Linked DNA regions of Homo sapiens: region 1 is linked to region 2. A link is an interaction called in ENCODE POLR2A ChIA-PET data of the cell type or tissue named here. Cell type or tissue: MCF 10A. All regions are shown on one strand.

Region 1 (5,000 bases), 200 kb before region 2:
TTGATAAAAGGCACATGGGGAATCAGAGAGCTTAAAATAGTCAAGATTGCATACCAAGGCCAGATTTGAGTTCTAGCTCTCAGTGGTTCCTGCCCATTCAATGGTGGCTTAGGGAGAAATGGTCAAAACATAATTCTGCTAGTACAGTTATATTTATAATACAGAAACCAAGGCCTTTTAGAATTACCTTATACTTTGGATTCCAAGTATGTGTTCTAGTCTTGGCTACAGGGTCCAACAATCCATGGAATCATGGAAAATATATCTTGTAGTTCACAAACAGTACCGTCTTACAGGACATATTGTCTAAGCACTGCAGTGTTGAGTTCTAGGACAATAGGCATCAAATGTTCATAATATAGTCCTGCATCATAGCTTCCTTTTTAAAAAAAAAAATCTGTCAAGCTGAGAATAACTAATTTTTTAGAGCCTGGATTTGCCATCATAGAAATTATTCTCCTAAATTTGCTATTTGAGGTATTTTTCTAAATAAAAGTAATACTTCCTTTTTGAAGTATGTATTTATATCTGCATATAGATATATAGGCATCTATATAAATATGTAGATAATGACAGCAACATTAAATAGTATAGATATTTATAAATTAAGAAAATTAAGGCTGGGCATGGTGGCTCACATCTGTAGTCCCAGCACTTTGGGAGGCCAAGAGGGGCGGATCACGAGGTCAGGAGTTCGAGACCAGCCTGACCAACATGGTGACACCCCGTCTCCACTAAAAATACAAAAAATTAGCCAAGTGTGGTGGTGTGTGCCTGTAGTCCCAGCTACTCAGGAGGCTGAAGCAGGAGAACCACTTGAACCCGGGAGGTGGAGGTTACAGTGAGCTGAGATCGCGCAACTGCACTCCAGCCTGGGTGACAGAGAGAGACTCAGTCTTGAAAAAAATTAAAATCTCTCATTTTCCTCCTTTTCCTGCTGCATGTTATTTTCCATTCCACAGAGATATCCAGTGTCAACAGTTTGGTATACTTTTATTTTTTATTTTTTTTTTTTTTTGAGACGGAGTCTCGCTCTGTCGCCCAGGCTGGAGTGCAGTGGCGGGATCTCCGCTCACTGCAAGCTCCACCTCCCGGGTTCACGCCATTCTCCTGCCTCAGCCTCCCGAGTAGCTGGGACTACAGGCGCCCGCCACTACGCCCGGCTAATTTTTTGTATTTTTAGTAGAGACGGGGTTTCACCGTTTTAGCCGGGATGGTCTCGATCTCCTGACCTCGTGATCCGCCCGCCTCGGCCTCCCAAAGTGCTGGGATTACAGGCGTGAGCCACCGCGCCCGGCCATACTTTTATTTTTACATAAATAGGATCCTACCATATTTTCCATTCTGCAACCTATTATATTTTTCTTTAAGATATATTTTAAATGTACCATAGAAGGAGGCTTGGTAAAAGATACGTAGGATTATTGTATTATTTTTTAACATCTAGTGAGTACACAAATATTTTAAAATAAAAGGTGTTTTAAAAGCAATAAACTTTTCACTTAAAAAAATCATTGTTTATTGTACAATGAAATACTGAACGTTACACTACTTCACTCTGTTGAATGGGTTACTGACATTCCATTGTTAAGTTATATGATAATTATTTTAGCAAGCCTCCTTTTGATGGACACTTAGATTGTTTTTCAGCTTTTCAATATTGCTATCATGATGCAATGGACAACCTTGCACTTTGCCTCCAGTTGTGATGCAATTTGACAGGCCAATCTCCTAACCTGTTGCAATAATGTTTATGTTTGAGGCACATATATAGACTTTACAATCTCAAGTAGTTGTGCAAGAAAGTCTTAGTACTAGAATATTTGCATTTGTGTAAGAAACATTTAGTCAGAGTAGACATAAGCAAATGCCTGAAAGGTTTGTGTCTACTCCTCCAAAGTTGCTCAGCTTTTCAAACAAGCCCTCTCCAGCGGGATGCGTGTGTTCACCAGATCCTTCCCATGTGCTCAGAAAAGAGTCTGTAGGAGGCCTGTATGACTGAGTGACCTTCAGCCTTGACACAGTCAAACGAACAAAACCATCCGCAAATTCAAGAAAGAGCAGAGAAGGAGCTTCCCCAAGTTGGTTGAAAACATAAGGAAAGAAGTCTGAATTTGGCACCTCTCCCTGTGTGACAACCAATGACAGGCTTCATCAGAATTCAATGTTTCATCCCTGGGATGAGGCCAGACTTGTTTTGAATGTTAATATTTGTCATCATAGCACTTATCCATTTTGATATTTATTAATGTAACAAATTTAGGAGCCCTTACTTTGCACAGGGCATTATGATATAAGTATTGGGATATAAAGATAAACAAGGCACTCTCTGCACCCCACAAAAAACTCCGAGACTGTCTAGATTAGTAGTCTTGGGTTCTTTTACAGCCATGGACCCCTTTAAGAATCTGATGAAACCTGAGGAACTAGAAAAATATGCATCTGCATATATACCCAAAACTTTACAAATGATCTCAGCTAGAATCCTAACCTTGGAAGCCAACTATTAATCCATGGACTCCTTGGTCTATTGGAAGTGCAAGATGGGAAACTGGAAAATTTAGAGATCATCCAGATGAAACATCAGCTGTAAGAATGCAGCCATACCCTACAGCACTTCTCATTTTGTAAAGTACTTTCTCATATCAACATCCTCCTGCGGTAAACCTACTCCATTTTTGTCAGATGAGGCAATATTCTCAGAGAGATGGTATGACTAGCCAAAGGCCACTCAGCTAGAAGTTGGCAGGACTCTGACCAGAATTCAAGTCTATGACATGTACTCTGCTTTGCCAAATGGAGTAGGTGACTAATATGAAATGCCATGAACAAGATTAAAAAAAATCTTAGTGTCCATGATACGGAGATAAAAATTCTGACCAGTCATAGCTTTGCATATGGGCATATTTAAGTTTTAGAAGTCCCTCACCTCCCATACATATGTGTTTACACACTTAGCTCCCCCAGTTAAATTATGTGTTCCTTGAAGACAGGGACTATAGCTAGTTTATTCCCATTTCCTCTGTGCCTAGCAAAATGCCTGGCACATAGTCAGTCCTCATTGTTTATTGAGTGAATGAAAGGTCATTATACAAAGGAAGAGATTAGAGAGATTCGTTTATGCTAAATGTGTTTCTCAGTTCATATTCCACCTTCGAAAACTATCTTTAGGACATGAGAAGTGTCATCAGTTCATTGACATATTACTCATTGTTTCAACTGCATTTTTTGTTCTCCCTCTCCCCGGCTTTTATTAACTATTTGTAATATTTCATGAATAAAACCAACCTGGGTTGAGTCTAGTTTAAACACTTAATACTAAGCTGTCGTTCTCTTCACATAATAAAAATAGTTTCCACGTTATATGCCAAAATAGAAGAAACCTTAAACGATAATTTATTGAAATTAGTTGCAACGTTTAGGGTTTTTTGGGTTTTTTGGTTTAGTTGAAAGCTTATTGAAAAAAAAAGTAGGAGAAAAAAACAAACTGTATCTTACCACCCAACCCAAGCCAAATGACAACTTTAGAAAGTAATGTGATTGCTAAAGCAATAAATGAATGGTTTAACGCCTCTTGGGTCTTGGAAACTGTACCCACCCTTGCCAGGAAGGAGTGAGGGAATAAGTCTGTATTTCATTTGATGGCACTAAACTCCTTGAGGGCAGGATCTATTTCTGATCGACCTTTGTATTTAAGAAAAGTGTCTGGACATAGTGGGTGCTCAGTAAATTGTTATTAAATTAAATTGGATTTTTACAAAATTTACACATATCTGTAACATATGTTTATACGTGTATACATAGTATATAAATATCCTTTGTAGGCAGACATCTTTAAAGGACAAGCTGTGCCCATAGTCTTACAATACACCAAATGTTAAAAGCCCATCATGCTCATTTGTGCATGACCACAGCTAGAGTCAGTTGTGTTACAGAATTCCATCTAGTAAGTGCCTATTGTGATTAAAGTCTCCCCGTATAGTACGAATTTTGTATAATACTGTCTCAAACAGTTCCTAAATAAATAGATAACACAGTCCACTGCTGTATATAGCTTATATATACTTTTAACCTCAAACCAGTACTAGAAACAGCATGCCCAGCCTCAGCCAGTAAGTTCTCTATACCACACAGCCTTCTCAGCCAAGAAGTGCCCCACTGAGTCCCACTGAGCTGCATGTGCTTCTACATTGTGGGTTGTTACCTCACATGAATGGCTTCCTCCTGCCACTCATTTAAGCCTCTGTGGACAATTCTGACCCACAATGGCTGACAAAGACGGCAGATGGTAGAGCTGGACTTACCACAAAGAAGCAACAGGATGATACTAACATACCAGTTTTAGTTAAAACACAATGCTAAAATACCATATTTATGAAGGCTCAGTGTGTTTTCAAGGAAATGGTTGAGAAATTGAGGACTAAGGTCAGCAGGTAATTGGGGATTTAGGAAATTTATGCAGTAATATCAAGACGATAGAAAACATCACTAGAACCTAGGAGGATGACCTACAGTTGGCCATGAACAGGCAACTATGGCTCAAGCTAAATCAGGAATCAGAGGAATTAAAGGAAGTGAGAGAGCAATTGTTAAAGCACAGACCCAAAAACGTATTTGAACAACTCTTTATTGAGCCAGTTCAGTTAAAACTTAGGAGCACCTAATCATTTCAGGAACAACCAAGTCACCCAGGAGAAGGTCCCCTTCTACTTTCTTATCTAAATTACCTGAACACTTGGGGCCATTGTAACACTTAACACATAATAATTACACCTTCTCTAAAATCACCTCCCCTCATCTGGGAAGTGAATCCTGAGGGCTCTGAGGAAGGGGACCAGGCCAACTCCACATCTTCCCTCCTTGTGTTCTCTGGACCCACTGGGCTGGACTAAAATGTGGTCACTGTCCACCAGCACCTAATTTAGCACACTGGCACTTAATAAATATTTAGCACCATCAACGGTACTTGCAGGAAACATCTTGGAAATGAATTGTCTCGT
Region 2 (5,000 bases):
ATCTTACTGATTGCTTCCTATGCAGATTAATATTATAAATTTGAATGTACAAAGGAAGCTTTAGCAGTAAAATAGCAACTTTTATCTGTCTTACGTATTGGAGGTTCTGCATAAGATTTAATTTTTTTTTTTTTTGAAATGGAGTTTTGCTCTTGTTCACGGGGCTGGAGTGCAATGGTGTGATCTCGGCTCACCACAACCTCTGCCTCCCGGGTTTAAGTGATTCTCCTGGCTCAGCCTCCCAAGTAGCTGGGATTACAGGCATGTGCCACCATGCCCGGCTAATTTTGAATTTTAGTAGAGACGGGGTTTCTCCATGTTGGTCAGGCTGGTCTCGAACTCCTGACCTCAGGTGATCCGCCTGCCTCAGCCTCCCAAAGTGCTGGGATTACAGGCGTGAGCCACCGCGCCCGGCCAAGATTTAATTTTTTAAAAGAAAATATTTTGCTAAGGGTTTGGAAACTCTTGTTTTAGCAAGAATGGATTAAGACTGATTAAAACTAAAGGCAAAGAGGAGGCTCTTATGTTTGGAATTCTTTGCTAATATTTACACAATATAATTCTCTCCACAAATATTTAATGGTACCAGATATTAGATGGTTATAATGGCAAAAGTGTTCAAAGGATGCTATCATATTCATGATTCATGATCAAAATGAACATTATAAGGCTATCCCTCTTCAGAATTAAATACGTTACTCCTGTGGAAAACTTGCTTTTAATGTAGAAGTTGTCCCAGAGCCTTTCTTCCTTTCTCATGTCCTCTTATGTCCACTGCTGAGCTAACATGGGTCTCACTGAATGATTAAGAAAAAACATCTTAGGTGGGGAGTTCTGTATATAGTAAATGTTTAATTTATTGGGGTGGTGAACGGGAAGTGCTGCTGGCAAGAGAGGATGGGAAGAGAAATCTACCCAAATCCTTACCCGCTTTACAGAACATAAACTTCCTATTCAGTAGTACACAATAACTTAACGATCAAGGCATCTTAACTTTTCTGTTTTCAGATGAAAGAACTATCGTTTGGCTTGATCAAGTATTTAGTATTTATTCGTTCACTCAAGTGCTTACGTTTTTTTGTTATCTCAGGGTTTTACGTTAGTTATTAACCAAAAGAACTAGTTTTAGTTCTGGAAGTCTAAAATATATAAGAGAAGGTGAGGAGTAATAAGAGAAGATGAAGGGAGACTTTCGGAATGGCCTATGAACTTCTAGTAACTATACCACCTTAAAATAGACAAATTACAATGCAGTTATGAAGATATGTATTTTTCAGTGAAGACAACTAAAATGTTTGCACAGAATTTTCTTTTTTATTGAGTGTTAGAAATTCTATTTTGGAGATACTACCTTGCACAACATAAAAAGAAAAAGTGAGTGTGGAATCTAGGAATCTACGTGGCTCTAGGAAATTTTTTAAGTGTGGAAACTGAAGGAGAGCAAGAGAAAGGGAGCATGGCATTCCCCTGTTTGTAGTTCATGAGGTGGGTTTAAATTGCCTTTTGCCAATGCAGCTGCACACTGAGGATTACAGAATTCTTTTTAAATGTTTGTAGAATTATTTTTCACTTATTAGGTAAAACGTGTATTTTTTGATTTTCTCCAATTTCAGCTTTCTCATGTTGCTATGCTCAATTTTGTATACCATATATAGTTTTGTTAAATTGACAAAGTGGTGTTTTTTGTTCTTCTTTTTCCCATTGGTTAAAATTTAAAGAGAAAGTGGAAGCTAGAAATTTATCTAAAAAATGTAACTTTCCCTGTAATTATTAAAGTATCAATCTAAATTTGAATTTTCTTTGTGCATAATCTTTTTTCAAGCTATTTACCATGTTGACAAACTTGCTTTCCTGTGGCAAATACACTAGCAATACGTTATAAATATGTAACTTTCAACCTATTTACAGTTGATGCTTTTTTAGCCCTTTGGATTTAAAATACAAGCACTGAAGAGGTGAGGAAGTACCACTGCTGCCTCAGCATTATTTCGAAATTCTGTTTATAAACTATACAATTTCCAAGGTCATGAATCCAGCACCTTTCCAGGTACTAACTATTGGGACAAAGATAGAATTTGATTTTATTTATTTACCTATTGACTGAAGTCTAACTTAAATCTTGCACCTAGTAAGATCTTAGAAATAACGTGTGTACTCTGACCTGTAAACTAATCCTAGTATTCTGTGTGTATATTCTTTCTCATTTGGGCTCTTAAAAGGAAAAGTAACGTACATCTGATGATCATTAGCACTGAGCTTTTTCAGCAAAAAGTATATGTTTATAAAGAAGTATAGGATAATTTAGTAATTTAATAATGTGACAACATTTGCGTGTGTTTTTTTTTTTGAGAAATACAAATTGTGAGAAACAGAAAAGTAAAAGAAGCAGCAGCAGAAATATCACTATAGGATCAAAAGATTGCAGGAACCAAAACTCCAAAATTATTGGGCATAATGTACTAAAAACAGGGCAGTGGAGGAAAGGGACAGTCCAGACTAGCTCTGAGGGTCCAAAGAAAGTATTAAATATTGTTACTGGAGTGATTTGCTCTGCTATTTGGGCTTGGGAATTAAGTGAAATTGTTGATATACTAGACAGATACTTCCCACCCATTTTTCTCTTGATAATCAGGGTTCATTTTTTCTATTTTCTATTTCTCTGGATGCTCCATTTCTTAATATTAATATTAATATTAAGCTCTCAGTCTTTATGCTAAAAATTGGTTATTTAAAACAATTTAAATCAACTTCAGTCTAATTGGCTTAAGTTCAAATCCATTTTAAGATCGATATTGTGTCCTTTAAAAATTTTATTTAAAAGATATTTAAACTGATGAGAGGATACTACCCATTCCACTGATAAACTATTACTGTAAGTTTGTCTATTGAGGGCTAGTTATTTGGTTTAAAAATGCTGAGATTATGGAAAGTGGATTGGAATATTTTGGAGCAATATTAAAAACAGTATCTGTAACAATTTAATAAACTTATAAATTCCTCTTTCTCTGTTGATCTATCTTGAAAAGACACTCTATGTCTCTAGGCATTCCTTCTCTGTGGTGTGATTGGTAGACAGGGAGTAAACAACTTACTGTAAATGGGCACCATGCCAGTTGGCTTCAGGCAGCATCAAGCTTGTGACTCACAGTCAGGGTTAGGAAAATGCCTTTTAACTTGTTTGTCTCTGCCTCTTTTAAACATTAAAGGCACAACTGTACTAATTATTAAGTATTTCATAAGGTCTTTTAGGGCTTATAAGATCTTTTAGGAATGGCCTGGAAGTTATTAGTACTGTTTCATTGAATCTGAATACCTTTAACATGATAATGAGAAGTTTTTAAAGGGTGGTTTTATAGTTAAACGGAATTTCTCAAATTGGCTTGCTCCTTATGTTGATTTATTTAGGATCACATTTGGGAGTTTCTCTGCCCTACTTTCAATGTATTTAATTTACTGACCATCACTATTTGGGGGGAAAATGTTATATGATATTTAGAAACCAAGAGTTTTGGAGTTTTTCCCCCATTAGATGTATTTATTTATTTATTTATTATTTTTTAAAGACAGGGTCTTGCTCTGTCACCCAGGCTGGAGCACAGTGGCATGATCCTAGCTCACTGTATTCTTGAACTCCTGGGCTCAGACTGTCCTCCCACCTCAGCCCAAGTGGCTAAGTATCAAGTAAGAATCACCTGGCAAATTCCAAGGCTGTATACCAGATTTCCTAAATTAGAATTTTGGGGTTGGGTATCTGAATTTTAGTAAAGCCCTCCAAATGTTTCTGGTATTGCTTCTAAGAACAATTGATAACATAATAGCTGTGGCCATTATAGGGGTATTCTGTCATATTTAGATATAAGCATACCTTGTTTTATTGTACTTCCCAAATATTGCGTGTTTATTTTGTTTTGTTTCACTTACAAATTGAAGGTTTGTGGCAACCCTATATTAAGCGAGTCTGTCAGTGCCATTTTTCCAACAGCTTGTGCTCATTTTGTGTCTCTGTGTCACATTTTGGTAATTCTCTCAATATATCAAACTTTTTCATCATTTTTGTATCTGTTACGACCAGTGATCAGTGATCTTTGATTTTTTCTTTTTTTTTTTTTTTTTGAGACGGACTTTTGCTCTGTCACCCAGGCTGGAGTGCAGTGGTTCAATCTTGGCTCACAGCAACCTCTGCCTCCCAGGTTCAAGCAATCCTCCTGCCTCAGCCTCCCCAGTAGCCGGGCCTACAGGCGTGTGCCACCACGCCTGGCTAATTTTTGTATTTTTAGTAGAGATGGGGATTCCCCATGTTGGCCAGGCTGGTCTCGAACTCCTGACCTCAGGTGATCCGCTCACCTTGGCCTCCCAAAGTGCTGGGATTACCGTGCCAGCCTGATGTTACTATTTTAATTGTTTTCAGGCACCATAAACCTCACCTGTATAAGGCACCGTACTTAATTGATAAATATTGCGCATGATCTGACTGCTCTTCCAACTGGCCATTCCCTGTCTGTCTCCCTCTTCCTGGGACTCTCAAATCCCTGAGAGACAATAATATTAAAATTAAGCTAATTAATAACCCTACAGTGGCCTCTAAGTGTTGAAGTGAAAGAGTTGCATGTCTCTCACTTTAAATAAAAAGCTAGAAGTGGCTAAACTTAGTGAGGAAGGCACATCAAAAGCCAAGACAGGCCAAAAGCAAGGACTCTTGTACTAAACAGCTAAATTGTGAATGCAAAGGAAAAGCTCTTGAAGGAAATAACTAGTGCTACTCCAGCAAACATGTGAATGATCAGAAAGTGAAACAGCCTTCTTGCTGATACGAAGAAAGTTTTAGTGGTCTGGACAGAAGATCAAACCATTCACAACATTCCTTTAAGCCAAAGCTTAACTCTCTTCAATTCTATGAAGGCTGTGAGAGGTGAGAAAGCTGCAGAAGAAAAATTGGAAGCTAGCAGAGGTCGGTTGATGAGGTTTAGGGAAAGAAGCCAGCGCTGTAACATAAAAGTGTA

Evidence for each region. ChIA-PET counts read pairs that join two places held together with the same protein. Peaks named below come from ENCODE experiments on the same cell type or tissue, not always from the same donor. Only the 100,000 strongest peaks of a DNase experiment are listed, where the experiment ranks them.
Region 1: POLR2A ChIA-PET joins it to region 2 with 8 read pairs; 1 of 35 experiments calls an interaction of 5 or more read pairs at or near these places.

What each region holds. Positions count from the first base shown.
Region 1 is chr5:143,552,115-143,557,114 of GRCh38, reverse strand. All of the region lies in intron 4 of LOC105378208 (a long non-coding RNA gene), which reads right to left. Among named protein-coding and RNA genes, the nearest start is that of MIR5197, 130 kb to the left of the region's middle. In MCF 10A, no CTCF peak of the experiment used is centred here; DNase peaks (open chromatin) are centred at 1,744 and 2,734.
Region 2 is chr5:143,354,036-143,359,035 of GRCh38, reverse strand. All of the region lies in intron 2 of NR3C1 (nuclear receptor subfamily 3 group C member 1), which reads left to right. Among named protein-coding and RNA genes, the nearest start is that of NR3C1, 47 kb to the left of the region's middle. RefSeq lists an enhancer at 4,859-4,938. In MCF 10A, no CTCF peak of the experiment used is centred here; a DNase peak (open chromatin) is centred at 3,105.